Regions from separate parts of the Mus musculus genome. Here region 1 is linked to region 2. The links are chromatin loops, found by intact Hi-C in ENCODE. Cell type or tissue: heart. All regions are shown on one strand. Each heading gives the region's core, and the rest is flanking DNA. Links, peaks and the distances in the headings are about the cores only.

Region 1 (8,343 bases), core at 337-8,336, 240 kb after region 2:
CCTCCCTTTTTGGCACTTGGGGGTAGAAGATCAGGAAATGGGACACAGGGTCTCACTACGCACTCTGGCTATTCTGGAACTTAACTAATGTAGACCAGATAGATCCTCTTGCCTCTGCCACCCACATGCGCCACCACACTCTGCTTTCCCCGCCTCCCACCCCCTCCCCTCACCTCCCTGGCAAGTGACTCTGAGAAAATATCCATTCTTGGGATTTGTCATATTTATTCCAGTCAGCATTCTTGGTCTGACTACTGTATGAGTGATGTTTATTTCTTAGAATGTATCCTACTACTCGTTGTGCTAAAGTTTAGCATGTCTCTCAGGTAAAGGTACTTTACTTGTAGCCAAAGCAATGTGAGGTTACTCTGAGCTTGTCATGGTGGTACACACCTTTATCCCAACATTTAGGAGGCTGGGGCATGTAGATCTCCACTTTCAGGGCAGCCTGGATTACATCACTAGTTCCAGGACAGCCGAGACTGTTGCTCAAAAATAAATACATAGAAAAGTCTACATGCATACATATGCGTCAGTTGCATAAGAATGCTTTGTTGATAAACATCCTGTTTCTAATAGCTGGGTTTCAGAACAGTTGTCCTTCTCTCGTTTACTCTGCTTGTCACTTTGACAGAGAGCCCTCCTCTCAGATTTGTGTTAGTGGATTCTTACTTTAAATTCACTGTGATTCCACATTTTCTCAAATTGTTGATGTTCAGATCTTCCCAAATTAAAGACAACCAATTTTACATTGAGAAGTAAGATATTTTGGGGGTTGGAAGGTAGTGGTGGTACACACCTTTAAATCCCAGCATTTGGAGGCAGAGGCAGACGGATCTCAGAGTTGGAGGACAGCCAGGGCTACACAGAGAAGTCCTGTCTTGGAAAAAACAAACAAAAAAGAAAAGTAGGATATTTAGGAATAAGTAGAATTCTTGACTTTCCCTCTTAAGTCTCCTGTTGTTAAAGCCCACAGGTTAATATTTCATACTCATTGAATGGAGGCTGGTAAAGAGAACGACTCCTTCCTTTTTGTCTATAGGTGATCAAGTCAGCCATCGAGGTGCTCTGACTGGAGGTTATTACGACACAAGAAAGTCTCGACTTGAGTTACAGAAAGACGTTAGGAAGGCAGAGGAGGAGCTGGGTGAGCTGGAGGCTAAGCTCAATGAAAACCTACGCAGGAACATTGAAAATATCCTTCTGTTTGAGCGTGAGCGTGACGGGACTGCAGAGAAAGGCAGCATCGATGGCATGTGCTGTCTGTAATTACATGCTTTCTTTCATGAATATTGGAGGGGAATTGCACATTTCACTTTGCTTTTTATTTAAATACAAGAGCTTGTTTAACTTCTGAAGACTAAGAAAAGATTTAAAAAAGATAATTCTGATTTTTGTTTCACTGTTAAGTAGACAGTACTAGTGCATGCTTTGAAGAAATAGAACTTGAGGAGCAACAGAATTCAAGGTTGTCAGACTAAAGGGGAAATGGAAGGGAAGACCTGGCTGATGGTTCAAGGAGCAGCATCAGTAATGCTACTGTTAAATAGATGTCAGATCTACTTAGTGGATGGAAGCACTGGAAAACGTCATTTAGGGTTTACTCTCGGCAAAAATTGGGGTGGATTTGTTAGTGGAGGTAATGACAACAGCTTTCCAATTGTGAGTATCTGCAGGTCTTCCAAGTGAGTGTACTGCTACGTGGAAGGTGGCAAGTTCAGCTCCAACAGAGCGCTTACACATATGCAATTCTTAAAACCACCATGCTGCTTTTGGTGTGATGTCCTATGTGTAGTACAGAGAAAGACAAATGCCTTAGCTGTGCCCTGCAAGGATCTGTGTAGTACTTTGAGAACTGCTTAAATGTGGCAGGATGTTGGGGCAGGATGTGAGGAAGTTTTAAGGAAAGGAGTGCTTGTGTGCTGGCTCAGTGGGTAGGATGCTTGCAGCACAAGCCTGAACACCCGAGTTTGGATTTCCCAGCACGCGTGTGGAAGGCTGGGTGTGCTGAAAGGATGGGCACAGGTGGAGACTAGGAGACTAGGCTGCTAGTGAGCTTAACCCTCTGGTGCTTTCCAAACTCATGAAGAAATACTGTCTCAAAAAGAAACGTGGAGAAGAGTAAAAGAAAACAACAAATGTCAACCCCTGCCCTTCACCCACACTTGTCCATGCACACAGATGCGTGAGAGAGGATGTTGACAGCTTCCAGCTATCTGCATATTTGACCGTCTGTTTAGGTTCATTATTTCACATTAGGCAAGGCTGTTCTTCATACCTGAGTCACCAAAGCAGTGCCTTCTGCATATTTAGTTTTTTAATAAAAATGAATTTCAGTATATATGTGTATATGTTTGTGTGTGTGTGTGTGTGTGTGTGTGTGTGTGTGTGTGTGTGTGTGTGTATATATATATATATATATATATATAATATGTATGTATAATATATATACACACACATGCTGTTACTTGATTTTGCTTAACATTCTTTAATAATTTCTATGATGTTTTGTTCAACTGTAAGTTAAATAAGTATGCATATTTTAGAGTAAAATGTGTGGCAAAATGCTTCAAGTTTCTCTTATGATTGAACATTTTTAGTGGTAGTATTTAATTCAACATTGGTGTAGTCCCGTAAGTCTGGGGGAATTACTTGGGAATAAAGGAGAGGATTCATGATGATGTATTTATAAGAAATGAAGAAAATCTAGAATATATTTACAACCTTAAGAGAATTTCCCTTAGCCTTGTATATGGATTAATAATGAAATTGACCAGTTGATGAACCAAATGCAGCAGATAGAGACCCAACAAAGAAAATTTAAAGCATCCAGAGATAGCATATTATCAGAGATGAAGATGCTAAAAGAGAAGAGACAGCAATCAGAAAAGACCTTCATGCCAAAGGTCCGTAAGTATGTTTCATTATAGTTTTGCTTTAATGTACACTTGGGGTGGATCATAGGTTGTATATGTATCATTGACTTCTGGCTTTATATATCAGTAGTAAAAGACAAAAAAGATGTTTTCTTATTCAAAAACAATCTGTCAATTTTTGTTTTTACAATATACCTGAATAGTTGAAATATTTGTCCCTTCTCTCAGTTTTGGATTATAAATACCTACACAGCTCTATCGATTGAACTGGAGGGGCTTGGTGGTAGAGCTTTGCCCAGCATTCTTTCCTGAGGTCCTGGGTCCAACTCCCTAGCACCAAAAAGAAAAAAATTTAGTTAGTACACTTTCCATTTTTATCCCAATAAACCTATCATAGCTTATAACTATCATAAGCACAAAATACAGTTAATAAATCTAACAGCTTATCAACATTGTTGTACTTAAATAATTGAGTTGATGTAGTTGTTTAGCTCACTTTATATATATACTTATATATATATAGTTTTCAGTGTCTTACTATGAGATGTAACATAGTAACTAATATTAATAATTGATAATCTCATGTAGCAACGTAGCTTACAAAGCTTGGAGGCAAGTCTGCATGCTATGGAGTCCACCAGAGAGTCACTGAAAGCGGAGCTAGGAACGGATTTGCTTTCTCAACTCAGTCTGGAAGATCAGAAAAGAGTCGACGCTCTGAATGATGAAATCCGTCAGCTGCAGCAGGCAAGTACACCTAGCAGTGAGGAAAACCTGCTGAAGACTTGGCTATTAGATGCACAGGAAGACCCTATCTCAAACAGTATACTACTTGAAAGAGAATAATGGGGCAGGAGAGATGGCTCAGCCAGTAAGAACACTGACTGCTCTTCAAAAGTCCTGAGTTCAATTCCCAGCAACCACATGATGGCTCACAGTCATCTATAATGGGATCTGACGCCCTCTTCTGGAGTGTCTGAAGACAGCTACAGTGTACTTATCTATAATAATAAATAAATCTTTTAAAAAAAAGAGAGAATAATGTTAAGAAAATATATTAAGAAAATAGGAAAACCAGACATGCAGCTTGAATACCCATGAGAGTAAATAAGGTTTTGATACATTTGTCTAAGCTGTTCTGGCTATCTTAGGATTATACATGAAATCTTCACTTTCTTTGTCTTATTCAGTGCATGTTGGTGGTTAATAAGTGCAGTGGTCACTTTTGATAAAATAACACCAACAGGAGCAGCTTTAGGGAGAATGGGTTCATTTGGGCTCACAGCATAGTACTGGTGTCAGTACTGGGATACTCAGTACTAACAGGAGCTTAAGGCATATGGTCACCACATCTGAAGCAGAGGGGAAGTGAATGCCTGTATTGAGCTTGCTTACTTTTACGCAGTTCAGATCCCCAGCCCATGAAATGGTGCCTCTTACATTCAGTGTAGGCCCTCCCACCTCAAAGAACCTTAGAGAAAATCCTTGTCTTGAAGGCATGTCCAGAGACTTGTCTCCTGTTTGGTGTAGAGCTTGTCAGTTAGACGGTGTTAGTCTGTTAGCTCTCTTTATATGCACTTACATGTATATGCATGCACACACATAATGCTGATATAACATCCTTTGTGTATGATATTTTCATTTAATAACATTGGTTTCATTTTTTCCTGTAAATGTCTCCACATGTAGCCTAGTCTTCCCGACTCATGTCTGTGTCTGTGTCTGTGTGTGTGTGTGTGTGTGTGTGTGTGTGAGTGTGTGTGTGTGTGTGAGTGTGTGTGTGTGTGTGTGTGTGGTGTGTTGTACATGCTCATTCACACATGTGGAGGTCAGAAGACAACCCCTGGGAATGGCACTCAGGTCTTGGCAGCACACACCTTTATCCACTGAACCATTTTGCTAGCCCAATACTTTTGATTTTTACTTTCATAAATAGATGCAAACCATCAAAACTGAGTCCAAAAACTAAAAAATGGGAAAAGAATGTTGCTTTTGATAGCCCCATGCCTTTTATCCTTATTTAATTTGTATAAGTGTTTGCCTGCATATGTATATGTTTGTACACTACTTAAAAACCTGGTGCCCTAGGAGGCCAGGAGCCTGGACCTGGAGATAGAGAGGGGTTGTGAGCCACTGTGTTGGTGTTCTTAACTACTGGGCCAGCTCTTCAGTCTCCTTGGTAATATGTCTTTAAAAAAGAGAGAGAGAGAAATTAGAACAGAAACAACTTGAAAATTACTTTTCTTTTTAGTTTCTTGGCTAGATACGGAGATCAAAGAACAGCTTGTGAGAATTAGTTCTCTCCTTGTACCCGATGGGTCCCAAGGATTGAATAAGTCCCATTTTAGGACTGGAGAGATGGCTCAGCAGTTTAGAGCACTGCCTGTTCTTCTAGAGGTCCCTAGTTCAATTCCCTGAAACCACATGGTAACCCACAACCATCTATACTGGGATATGATGCCCTCTTCTGGCACACAGGTGTACATGCAGATAGAGCACTTAAATGCATAAATAAATCTTAAAAAGAAAAAAAACAAAAACAGCTCCTGTTTGAGTTCATTTGAGTGCAGCCAATGGGACAGCACATTGGTGGCATTCCCTCATCCTTCTTCCTTAAATGTTACTTTATTATTGCTTGTGTGTGTGTGTGTGTGTGTGTGTGTGTGTGTGTGTGTGTGTGTGTGTTTTGGGTGGGCTGCATGTGTGTGTTGCAGTGCCTATGTGGGGGGGAGGGTAGCCTTGTATGAGGGGTTGACTCTATGTCTACCTTCGTGTGTTCCAGGATTAAGCTCAAGTCACCCCACAGTGTGGCAGGTGCCTTTACCGACTGCTGAGCCATCTCTGGCCCTTAACAGATTTCTTGACACATTTTAACGCTTTCTAATTTTTTCTTCTACTATTCTAGGAAAACAGACAGCTGCTAAATGAAAGAATTAAACTAGAAGGCATTATTACTCGAGTAGAGACTTACCTGAATGAGAATCTGAGGAAACGCTTGGACCAAGTAGAACAGGTATATTGTTTTCCAAGAGCTCTGTGCTAATCATAAGTGATAGGAAGTGTGGCAGTGAGCACTCACTGGAATGTCAGGCCAGAGGACACGCTGAGTATGCTCCTTAGGTTGTAGTGGGAGCACTGCCGCCTAGTGTGTGACCTGCGCAAGTATTTCATATTTCTGTTGTGATTCCCTGTAGTGTAAAATAAGTGTAATGGTAGCATCGACTTTATATGATTACAATCATGAAAAGTTCTAGATGTTCACGCGATTAGTGTTAGTTTATCTTAGTAGTCAGGCACTCAGATTTCCTAGTAATTAGATTATTAAGTTTTTCTGCTTTAATGGCTTCTGCGATTACATCCAAATACATACACATATACGTACATGAGGACAGGCGCACAACGTTTGCTTCCTTGAATGTTCATTTAAATTACCAGTTATAACAGGTTTAATATACGTATATTTTAGTGTATATATAACTCATAATTCATACTTTGAGATTTAATCTCATTAAATTTTATTCTTTTGTATTGCAGGAACTTAATGAACTGAGAGAGACAGAAGGTGGTACTGTTCTTACTGCCACAACATCAGAACTTGAAGCTATTAATAAAAGAGTAAAAGATACTATGGCAAGATCAGAAGGTAAATGCTTAGTTTAAATTTTTTCCAGGGGCCTGGAAAGTTGGCTCAGTGTTTAAGAGCACTGGCTGCCCTTCCAAAGGACCTAGGTTCAATTCCCAGCACCCACATAGCAGTTCACAACTGTCTGTAACTTCAATTCCAGGGCATCTGGCACCATCATACACACATACAAGCAGACATAACACCAATGTACATAACATAAAAATAAATCATTAAACATTTTTTCCAGTATTTTATTGAATTTAGTTTGTTTTGCAAAATTGTTTACTACAAAATGAAATACAAAACTAACTTTTTTATTAAAATATTTTTGGCAGTTTCATGAGATTAGTAAATGTTCTGTATTTTATTTATTAGGGCAGGAGGTGATAATTTTTGTTTGTTTGTTGTTGTTTGTTTTTCAAGACAAGGTTTCTCTGTATAGCCCTGGCTGTCCTGGAACTCACTTTGTAGACCAGGCTGGCCTTGAACTCAGAAATCCGCCTGCCTCTGCCTCCCAAGTGCTGGGATTACAGGCGTGTGCCACCACTGCCCGGCCTGGAGGTGAAATTTTAAGGAGGGAACTAGAAAGAAGTCGGGGTTCAGGGCACGGCAGCACAGTGGGTGGGCATGGCAGTTCTTTCCTTCCTTCACCATGCTGATGTGGGGCATTGAACTCTATCCAGTTGGTCATCTGGAGAGTCTGGTTACTTATTTACCTTTGTTTTGTTTTTGCAACAAATTAAATGAAGCCCTAGATGGTCTAGATCTATATAGATCAGGCTGTCCTTGAACTCTCAGAGTCTGCCTGTCTTTGCCTTCCCAATGTTGGGATTAAGTTGTGTGCCCCCGTGTCCATGCAGTTATATGTGCTGTGAACAAAAGATGTAATATCCTTTTCTGTGTTCCATCATGGTGCACGTGAATGTCCCAGCTGATGCTCTCAGGAGCATTGCTACTGATGAAAGGCTAGTGCTAGGTCCTTATCAGGCCATGCACCAGCGGCACTGTCCAGTTCCTAACTGATGATTAGTAAGCATGCATGGTCTGAAAGAAAGTGTATCATTTACTGTATATAAATATAAATATAATGTATGTATGTATGTATACATTATGCATAATACAGTATAGATATGCAAATGATTCTACAAGTTTTCCTGTATTAGTGCTCAGGTGAAAACTGTTTGGAATTAGGTGATTTGTCAACTTCACAGTAAAATTTAAACACCACGAAAACGTAATAAAACTTAATGAAGAAAATCTGACCATTAAAGTCTACTCAGATAAGATTCTGATTAAGAAATGGGTCTTAATGCCCTTCATTTTGTTGCCCCTCCCCCACCTTAGATTTGGACAATTCCATTGACAAAACAGAAGCTGGAATTAAAGAGCTCCAGAAAAGTATGGAGCGCTGGAAAAATATGGAGAAAGAACACATGGATGCCATAAATCATGATACTAAAGAGCTGGAGAAGATGACCAACCGGCAAGGCATGCTGTTGAAGAAGAAGGAGGAGTGTATGAAGAAGATCCGGGAGCTGGGGTCCCTCCCCCAGGAAGCGTTTGAGAAGTACCAGACACTGAGCCTGAAGCAGGCAAGTCTACGTGCACTTTCAGTTTATAGTAACCTCGCAAGACTCCCTGTGGCCTGTGAGTGTCTTAATTTACTTATTTCTCTTTTAGTTGTTTCGAAAACTGGAGCAATGCAACACAGAGTTAAAGAAGTACAGCCACGTGAACAAAAAGGCTCTAGATCAGTTTGTGAATTTCTCTGAGCAGAAGGAAAAGCTGATAAAGCGGCAAGAGGAATTGGATAGAGGCTACAAATCAATCATGGAATTGATG
Region 2 (8,343 bases), core at 13-8,012:
GCAGCGAGTGGTTCTCTGTGGTGGGTGTTGTCCTCCGGTTCCCTGCGGCGTAAACTCGCGAGCCTTTCTGCCCAGCCCTGATGAGATTTAGTACCGGGAACGGGCTGGGAGTGATGGCGGGTGCCTTGTGTCCCACAGGGAGGCAGATGGCGGCGGCGGATCTGAGTCTGAGCCCGCATAGCGAGTTCCAGGCCAGCCAAGGCTACAGAGCGAGACCTTGAAGTCAAGAGAAGGGAAGTTTTTTGTTGTTTAGAAAATAAATATAGCCAATAAAGATAGAGTGATAGAAGTGGAACGGTGACCATTTGAGGTGCTTAGGCATCACCCATGGTAGGTAAAAGCCATGTGATGTAAGAAAATAGAGAAAGGTAGGATGTTTAGAGTCAAAGCTGGCAATCGCTCACCCAGCGATCAACTTCAGCATCACTAGTTGTGAGACAACCTTACTTTATGCATGTTTATGACCGAGTGACAGTCAACATGAAGTGACTGTCACCTCTGAGGAAGTATAATCAAAGCCCTTTTGAGTTTAAAGGAAATAATAAGCATAACGTGTTGAATGTCCGTGAGGAAAGAAACACCCATCCAGAATGTGCGATTTTTTTTTGACTTAAATAATTCAAGAGTAATGTAATTTTAATGAGAAATACCTCCCTTCGTCTTGGCCATTTGGAGTAGTTTAGAGGTGTTCCCTGCCTTGTGCAGATTGGAGAGGTTAAAGACACACACACCACTTAAATTTGAGCTCTCGGCGCTGTATGTGCAGTTTGATGCCGGCTCACAACAAAATACTTCAGCCATCATGTCCTTGGCCTGCTGCTGCCCCTGCCCGGCCATTATAGACTCACTCCGGAGCCATAAGCTAAAATAAAATCGTTAAGCTGCCTTGGTCATGGTGTTTTATCACAGCAACAAAGAAGGAAGCAATGCTATTAAAAGGAGTAAGGACTGTTTTGGATTAGAAGATTAAAAAGATGGGTATGGTGGTGCCTGTGTGTAGTCTCTGTTGTGCCAGGAAATGTTCATGAGCCCCCCCCCAAAAAAAAAACCACCAGGGAGCTGATTCTGATGCAATTGAACTAGGTTCTTTTGTTCAAGCTCGAGCTTGGGCCTCACCACCCTCTCTGATGCAAGAGAACTGGGGGCCGGGGGTGCAAACGCAGGGTTGTAGATTTGTTAGGAAATAACCTGGAAACTGGTGTTGGATGTAGGTTTTGTTGTGAGGTAACCTGGAAACTGGTGTTAGGCACAGGACTTGTTGGGGGGAGGGGGGGGCGTAGCCTGGAAACTGGTGCTAGATACTGGCCTGTTAGTTTACTTGAGTTTAACCTTAGGTCAGGTTCTCTAAGATGGAGTCCGAACCCTGAAGGTTTGGTCTCAAGTACACCAGAGGCAGAGGGAGGAAAATCAACTGAAATTTAAAAAGTGCCTGGACTAGTGTACTCCAGGCCTTCCAGGTCTAATAGCAAGTGCCTATCTCAAGATCCAAACAAGCAAAAGGAGAAATGATAATGAAGTATGTAAATGTTGATTGGATCTTTGTATTAGTCAGACTTCTCTAGAGTCACAGAACTCTATGAAATAAGGAAATTTGTTATGACAACTTACAGTCTGGAGTCCAGCTCCCCAACAATGGTCAGCTGTAAATGGAAGTCCAAGGATCTAGTAGTTGCTCAGACCCACAAGGCTAGTAGATTCCAATAGATGTGCTGGCAAGTAAATGCAAGCAGATATTGAATTTAATGGAGAACGTGTAACAGTTCATGGTACAAATCTCTTAATTCCCTGTAATTTCATTTTGATAATTTTCAAAATGAAAATATGGAGAAATTACTTATAGCCTTGCAAAATAGATTTCGAATGGTTTCATGCCTGTGTGCATGTGTATGCACATGTATGTGTGTGCATGTGTCCCAAAAGACCACCAAGGAGCCGACTCCAATGCAGTTGCACTAGGGTCTCTCATTCAAGCTCCAGTTCTGGCTCACTCACTGCAGACCCTGTCACAGTAGGACCAGAGGGTGAAGCAGCCTTAAGCCCTCAGTGGGACAAGGTTTTATAGGAAATGTCGAGCAAGTGAGAGGGGTTACAGCCTGCCAAGCATCTCACTGAATAACTATTGTAAGCTGACAGGTGGGTGCTCTGAAGCAAAACCATGAACAATCACAGAGGGTCTGAAAGTACATCGCAAACAATCAGACTAATCTTGACTGGCTGTTGCTAGGAAGTAGCTAGGGAGTAACTCTGGGGTACGGGCCAAGGACAAGCCGTGGGGTCCTTCCTGGTACTTGGGTGTGGCTTAGGTTCAGCTGTAAGTCAAGCACTCAGGCTCTTTCTGCTTTAAGATGGAGTAGGTTTGCCCCTCCCATGTGTCCCTGTGCACACGTGTTGGCAACGATGGGAGGAGACTGGAGGAAAATGCTGGGCGATTGCTTAGTAAGTACAGACAGAAGGTGAGAGTACAAATACATATGTGGTCCTCAGAAACAGAGGACAGCAGAAGGGTGGGCCAGACCGCAGGGAAGATGTGGGGAAGGCAGTGGGCACTCGGAGCCCTTTGAAGGCTAGGTAGAAAAGTGTGAGTACTTAGTAGAAGGAATTATTTAGGATGGTTTCAGATTTTTTTTTTAGCCTTTATTTTATATGTACAAGTGTTCTGCCTGCAAGTGTCTGCACCACATAAATGCAGTGCTCATGGATGCCGAAAGGGCATAGGACCTTCTGGGACTGGAATTACAGATGGTTGTAGGCCATCTTGTGAGTGCTGGGAATCAAAGCCTGGTACTGCAGGAGAGCAATCGGTACTCCTAACCACCTCCTTAAAATGGTCTTTAAAAGTGGAGTTACTAGTGCTGGAGAAATGGCTTAGTCTGCAGTTAAGAGCACTGGCTGGTATTCCAGAGGACCCAGGTTCAATTCCCAGCAACCACATGGCAGCTCACACCTGTAACTCCAATTTCAGGGGACCTCATACTCTCACACTGACATACATGCAAATAAAACACTAGTGCACATAAAGCCAAATAAAAGAAAAGGAAGTGGATTTACTGTGCTCCTTTGCAGCACAGCTCCTGAGGGAATCCTCTTACCTGGAATGAACTACAATCCAGAAATGGAGGGCACACTTATGATCCAGGTCTTAAGGCTGAAGGATACAGGCTTTTGACCCAGATCTTGAGGAACAGTGACCATGAAAAGCTTAGGCCCAGGCAGGGTGGTACACACCTTTAATCCCAGGAGACAAAGGCAAGCAGCAGAACTAAGCAGCTTCAGCCATGCAGCCCTGTCTTTTGAGTCAAGGGGCTAAGGTCATAAAATGCTGATTCATGGGCCAATCAAAAGGGAACCTGGAGTAAATGATTGGATTGAGATGCAATTCTTAAGAAAGTAGCTTATGTAAAATAAGAGACTGGGCTTTAGTGTGCAAGAGAGAGCTATCTCCAAAGAGAATCAGCTTGCATCCATGGCACACTCCAAGTCATTTCTTCCACAGCTCCCAAACATCCCTTCCTCAGGACCCTCTCTCCCAAGCTGAGGCTGGTCCTCAGTATCTCTGGTCAGGGGGTGGGGGTCACTACCAGAGGGACTGTATTAAAGGGTCACAGCATTAGGAAGGCTGAGATCCACTGTACTAAGCAGTCTCTCGAGATAATAGCAAGACCTTAGCAACGCCTATATTTTCAAAAATCAAAATGAGCTTTACAGTTTCACACATTCAAGACCAGTAGCTCTTTTTTTTTTTTTTTTGGTTTTTCGAGACAGGGTTTCTCTGTGTAGCTTGGCTGTCCTGGAACTCACTCTGTAGACCAGGCTGGCCTCGAACTCAGAAATCCGCCTATCTCTGACTCCCAAGTGCTGGGATTAAAGGCGTGTGCCACCACGCCCGGCTTGACCAGTAGCTCTTAACTTGATGTGGCCATATTTAGACATTTTACTGAAAACAATTACTAGATGCATTAATATTCAAAACTTCCACTAGGTGGCAGTCAGGATCCAGGCTTCATCTGATGCCTGATTTTTTTTTTTTTTTTTTTTTTTTCTTTTTTTAAATGATGGCAAAAGTGTAGAAACTTTGCCAAAGGGAAGTTTGGGGGAAGTTGGAGGAAGGAAAAAATAAATGCGCATACTAACCATGGCTAGTACTAATAAAAAGTGAGTAACCAAATAAATGCAGGATTACACACGTCTACAGTCAGCCCTGACTGCAGTTTATTACAGATTACAGATTGTTGTTGTGATCTTTCAATGTGCTTGATGAATTCTTTCATTAAACCATTGTGGTGGTGTGAGTATGCCTGGCCCAGAGAATGGCACTATTAGAAGGTGTGGCCCTGTTGGAGTAGGTGTGTCACTGTGGGTGTGGGCTTTAAAACCCTCATCCTAGCTGCCTGGAAGGGAGTCCCCTCATAGCAGCCTTCAGATGAAGATATAGAACTCTCAGCTCCGCCTGCACCATGCCTGCCTGGACCCTGCCATGTTCCCACCTTGATGATAATGGACTGAATCTCTGAACCTGTAAGCCGACCCAAACTAAATGTAGTTTCTTTGGTCGTGGTATCTATTCACAGCAGTAAAACCCTAACTAAGACAACCATTAAACCTTCAGACCACCATATATGGTTCACAACTTTGGCTTGTTAAAATATACACAGGACACGTGGCTTACTTTGAGACCCTAATACATTTATTTAATAGATACTTTCATAGTACCAGTCTCATCTTCTGTAACCACTGCTCCTGAGAGGTTCTCTGTGGTCCTGATGGGGTTTTTCACTCAGAGTTCTGTTTCAGGTCATTGGAGAGTGAGCCCTGGAGGGTGAGGGGTGACAGTTGCTCTGGGAGCGCTAAGCAATTCCATAGAAGGACCTCTAGCTCTGGGGTAGCCCTCATCCACTCCTAATCCATCAGCCAGATCAGCCAGTTAATGGACTGCTCCTGTGAAGAGCCAGTGCTCCTGCTGCTAGGAAACTCAAGCCATTTACTCTGAAGACAAATGTGGGCAGTAGACCATAGTCGCCACAGGAAGCAAGACAGCCTCTGATGTAAGTTTTGTCACAGAGGAAACACGTTAGAACCGGTGAAAGCTTGACGTGATGGTTTGAATGCTCTGCCCAGGCAGTGGCACCATTAGAAGGTGTGGCCTTGTTGGAGTAGGTGTATCACTGTGGGTGCAGGCTTTAAGACCCTCATCCTAGCTGCCTGGAAGTCAGTATTCTACTAGCAGCCTTCAGATGAAGATGTAGAACTCTCGGCTACTCCTGAACCATGCCTACCTGGATGCTGCCATGCTCCCACCTTGATGATACTGGACTGAACCTGTAAGTCAGGCCCAATTAAATGTTGTCTTTATAAGAAGAGCTCTTGGTCATGCTGTCTGTTTACAGCAGTAAAGCCCTAAGACACTTGGGCTGGAGGGATGGCCCAGCAGTCAAGTGTCATATCTCTCTTGGAGAGGACCTGAGTTCAGTTCCCTTGTACCCATGTTGGGCAGCTCACAAGCATCTATAATTCCCTGATGTTCTCTTATGGCCTACTCAAGCACCTGCACCTGAGGGCACATGCCCCCACTCATATGAGTAAAGAAACATCTTTAAAAAAAAAAAAGAAGTTGTGAGAGACACCCCCCTTCCATCATGTTTTCCTGGGGTTAAAGTTAAAAAAGAATGCAACCGAGCCAGGAAGCTGTGTGTGTTGTGAGTGCCTGGTGGTCTTTAGGTTGGTTCATAGGAAGCCATGTTCATTTGCCATCTTTCCTCGTGACTTATAAAATAACCAGGGTCAAGTCACTTTCCTTCTGTGTGTCACACATGGTAGAAGAATATGAAAATGTCACATTCCCCTGTACTCTCATCTAATAAGTTGATGTAAATCAACTAACTGCCCTTAGCAGTCTATAAGCAACAGATGCAACAGCTATGGATGGACTTTTGTTGTTTCTGATGTTAGTGATGATCTATTTTTTTCTTTTGTGTATTGTTCTTGGATAGCTCTATTGTTATTTTAAATATTACTATCATGTAATAAATTCTATTTGAAGACATTATAGGCTACAAAATGTAGTAATTTTCTTAAATTAATAAACCCTGATGGTGGGTTTACTACCTGCCTCAATGGTTTATGTTCCCAAATGAAAGGCACACACACACACACACACACACACACGCAGCCTTTTTTTTTTGGTTTTTTTTGAGACAGGGTTTCTCCGTATAGCCCTGGCTGTCCTGGAACTCACTTTGTAGACCAGGCTGGCCTCAAACTCAGAAATCCGCCTGCCTCTGCCTCCCAAGTGCTGGGATTAAAGGCGTGCGTTACCACACCCAGCCTTTATATTTTAATATACTTTAAACAACACAGTAGCTGGGCTACAGCCTAACCTCCACTACCTCCCACTGATAATTCCGAGCTCCTTCACATGGGGGTTACGCCTCTCTGTTCTCCACTCTTCTCAGGCATGGTACACTCCCAGCATAGCTGATCTCCCTTCTCCTTCCTCCTCCTTCCCCCAGGCCCCATGCTGGGGAAGCCTAAAATCCCCTGTCTGTCCTCTGTTGGCTGGTGGCATGTTTATCAGAACCAACTGTAGGCAGGTTTCCAGAAGCTACATGCAAACATCTTAGGGGGGAACATAATTGGCATTAGAATACAAGCAGCTACAATAAAGCATTACAAATAATATATAATATTTTAACACAGTTTTATTATATAGACCAAGCTAGTCTTGAATATTTGGTCCTCGTCTCCCAAGTGCTAGGATTATAGGCATGGGCTACCACATATGACCACCCGGATCTCTATTTTATTATCAAAGACACACACGTCGCCATTCTCAGCTACTAGAGCACAGCACACAGATGGAGTCTTTAATCCTAGCATAGAGTCCTCCTCTCCCTAGTAGAGCACGTCAGCAGAGAGAAGGTAGCTTCAACGAGCCTGTATTTCCTCAGTCATGTTTCCTCGCTACCACCCCTAAGATTGTGATTCTTAAGTTTATAGAAAGCTTTTTTGTCTTCCCTAATGGATCCAGTCCATAGACAATTACTCATCCCTACACCCATCTCTTTCCTCGGAGTTTCTAGAACAGCACAACATGGCTTTTGTTATTCCTCTGCTAGTAAGTTCCAGTAAGGCAGAATTTCACACATGAAATCCTATCTCATCCCTCCCTCCCCCACCTCTCACTGACCCCATCTGCTCCCAGGTGTAGGCATCTGATGTGAAAGGGGAACTCTGGCTGTGGCTGACACATTTGTTCTTCCTTTTGCTTTACACAAAGAAGGGTGGCCACTGTACAGAGAGTTTCGGTAGCTGTTCTTCCCCTCTGGCACGAATCTAAAGTTGAGCAGATTCATCCTAGAAAATCCGGAAAAGATATGATTCTGTTTTGAATGCCCCCACCAAAACTTACGTTGAAGTTTAATTTCCATTGGAAGTTGTAAAGAATTGGACAAGATCAACCTTAGTAGGTGGTGATTAGGCCTTGAGGTTTCTACCTTCATGAACTAATGAAGTTATAAATTATCGCTCCACTTGGTCTGTAGAAGCCAGTTTGACCCTCTCTGCTGGACGGGCCCTTCTCATTACATGATGTCCTGTTTCACGTCAGGATTCTGCAAAGTCCCATCAACAAGAAGACCAGCACCTGACTCAGGCCCTTGAAATTGAACTTCCGTACCCTCCAGAATCACAAACTTAATGAACTGTCAACCTTTGTAAACTACCCAGACTATATTAATGAGTTAAGTAGCAGCAAAAAACCAGACTGAGATAATGACTACATTGAACTCTCATTAACATGTACAACTGGAGATGTCAATAAAAAGTTCTTAAAGAGGGTGGGTACAATGGTTCAGTACATACATGTGCCTAACATGTTTAAGAAGAAAAGAGCCCAGCAGTGGTGCCACCTGCCTTTAATCCCAGCACTTGGGAGGCAGAGACAGAGACAGGCAGATCTCTGTGAGTTTGAGGGTAGCCTGGTCTACAAAACGAATTCTAGGACAGCCAGGGCTACACAAAGAAGCCCTGTCTCAAGGAAAAGAAGAAGAAGGAGGAGGAGGAGGAGGAGGAGGAGGAGGAGGAGGAGGAGGAGGAAGAAGAAGAAGAAGAAGAAGAAGAAGAAGAAGAAGAAGAAGAAGAAGAAGAGAAGAAGAAAAAGAAGAAGAAGAAGAAGAAGAAGAAGAAGAAGAAGAAGAAGAAGAAGAAGAAGAAGAAAAGAAGAAGAAGAAGAAGAAGAAGAAGAAGAAGAAATATTTCACTGAAATTCTCATTGTTATTTACCTAAAACAAGTGAGTTCTAAATAAGGCCATTTCCCTAGATTGTAGAAAAAGACACCTTCCAGCAGA

Evidence for each region. A loop is a pair of places that touch in the nucleus more often than their neighbours do. Peaks named below come from ENCODE experiments on the same cell type or tissue, not always from the same donor. Only the 100,000 strongest peaks of a DNase experiment are listed, where the experiment ranks them.
Region 1: it touches region 2 in a loop (7-fold over the local background); 10 of 42 quality-filtered maps call a loop at or near these places.

Annotation. Positions count from the first base shown.
Region 1 is chr19:53,632,917-53,641,259 of GRCm38, forward strand. Smc3 (structural maintenance of chromosomes 3) reads left to right here. Exons shown (of 29, transcript NM_007790.3): 19 at 1,043-1,195; 20 at 2,755-2,906; 21 at 3,465-3,623; 22 at 5,782-5,889; 23 at 6,411-6,519; 24 at 7,846-8,093; 25 at 8,182-8,343. Among named protein-coding and RNA genes, the nearest start is that of Smc3, 37 kb to the left of the region's middle. In heart, for the core only: CTCF peaks have their summits at 3,855 (motif pointing left), 5,334 (motif pointing left) and 6,033; no DNase peak of the experiment used is centred there.
Region 2 is chr19:53,390,812-53,399,154 of GRCm38, forward strand. No RefSeq gene overlaps it. Among named protein-coding and RNA genes, the nearest start is that of Smndc1, 4.3 kb to the left of the region's middle. In heart, for the core only: a CTCF peak has its summit at 3,972 (motif pointing right); a DNase peak (open chromatin) is centred at 3,870; H3K4me3 peaks cover 1,336 bases; H3K27ac peaks cover 1,591 bases.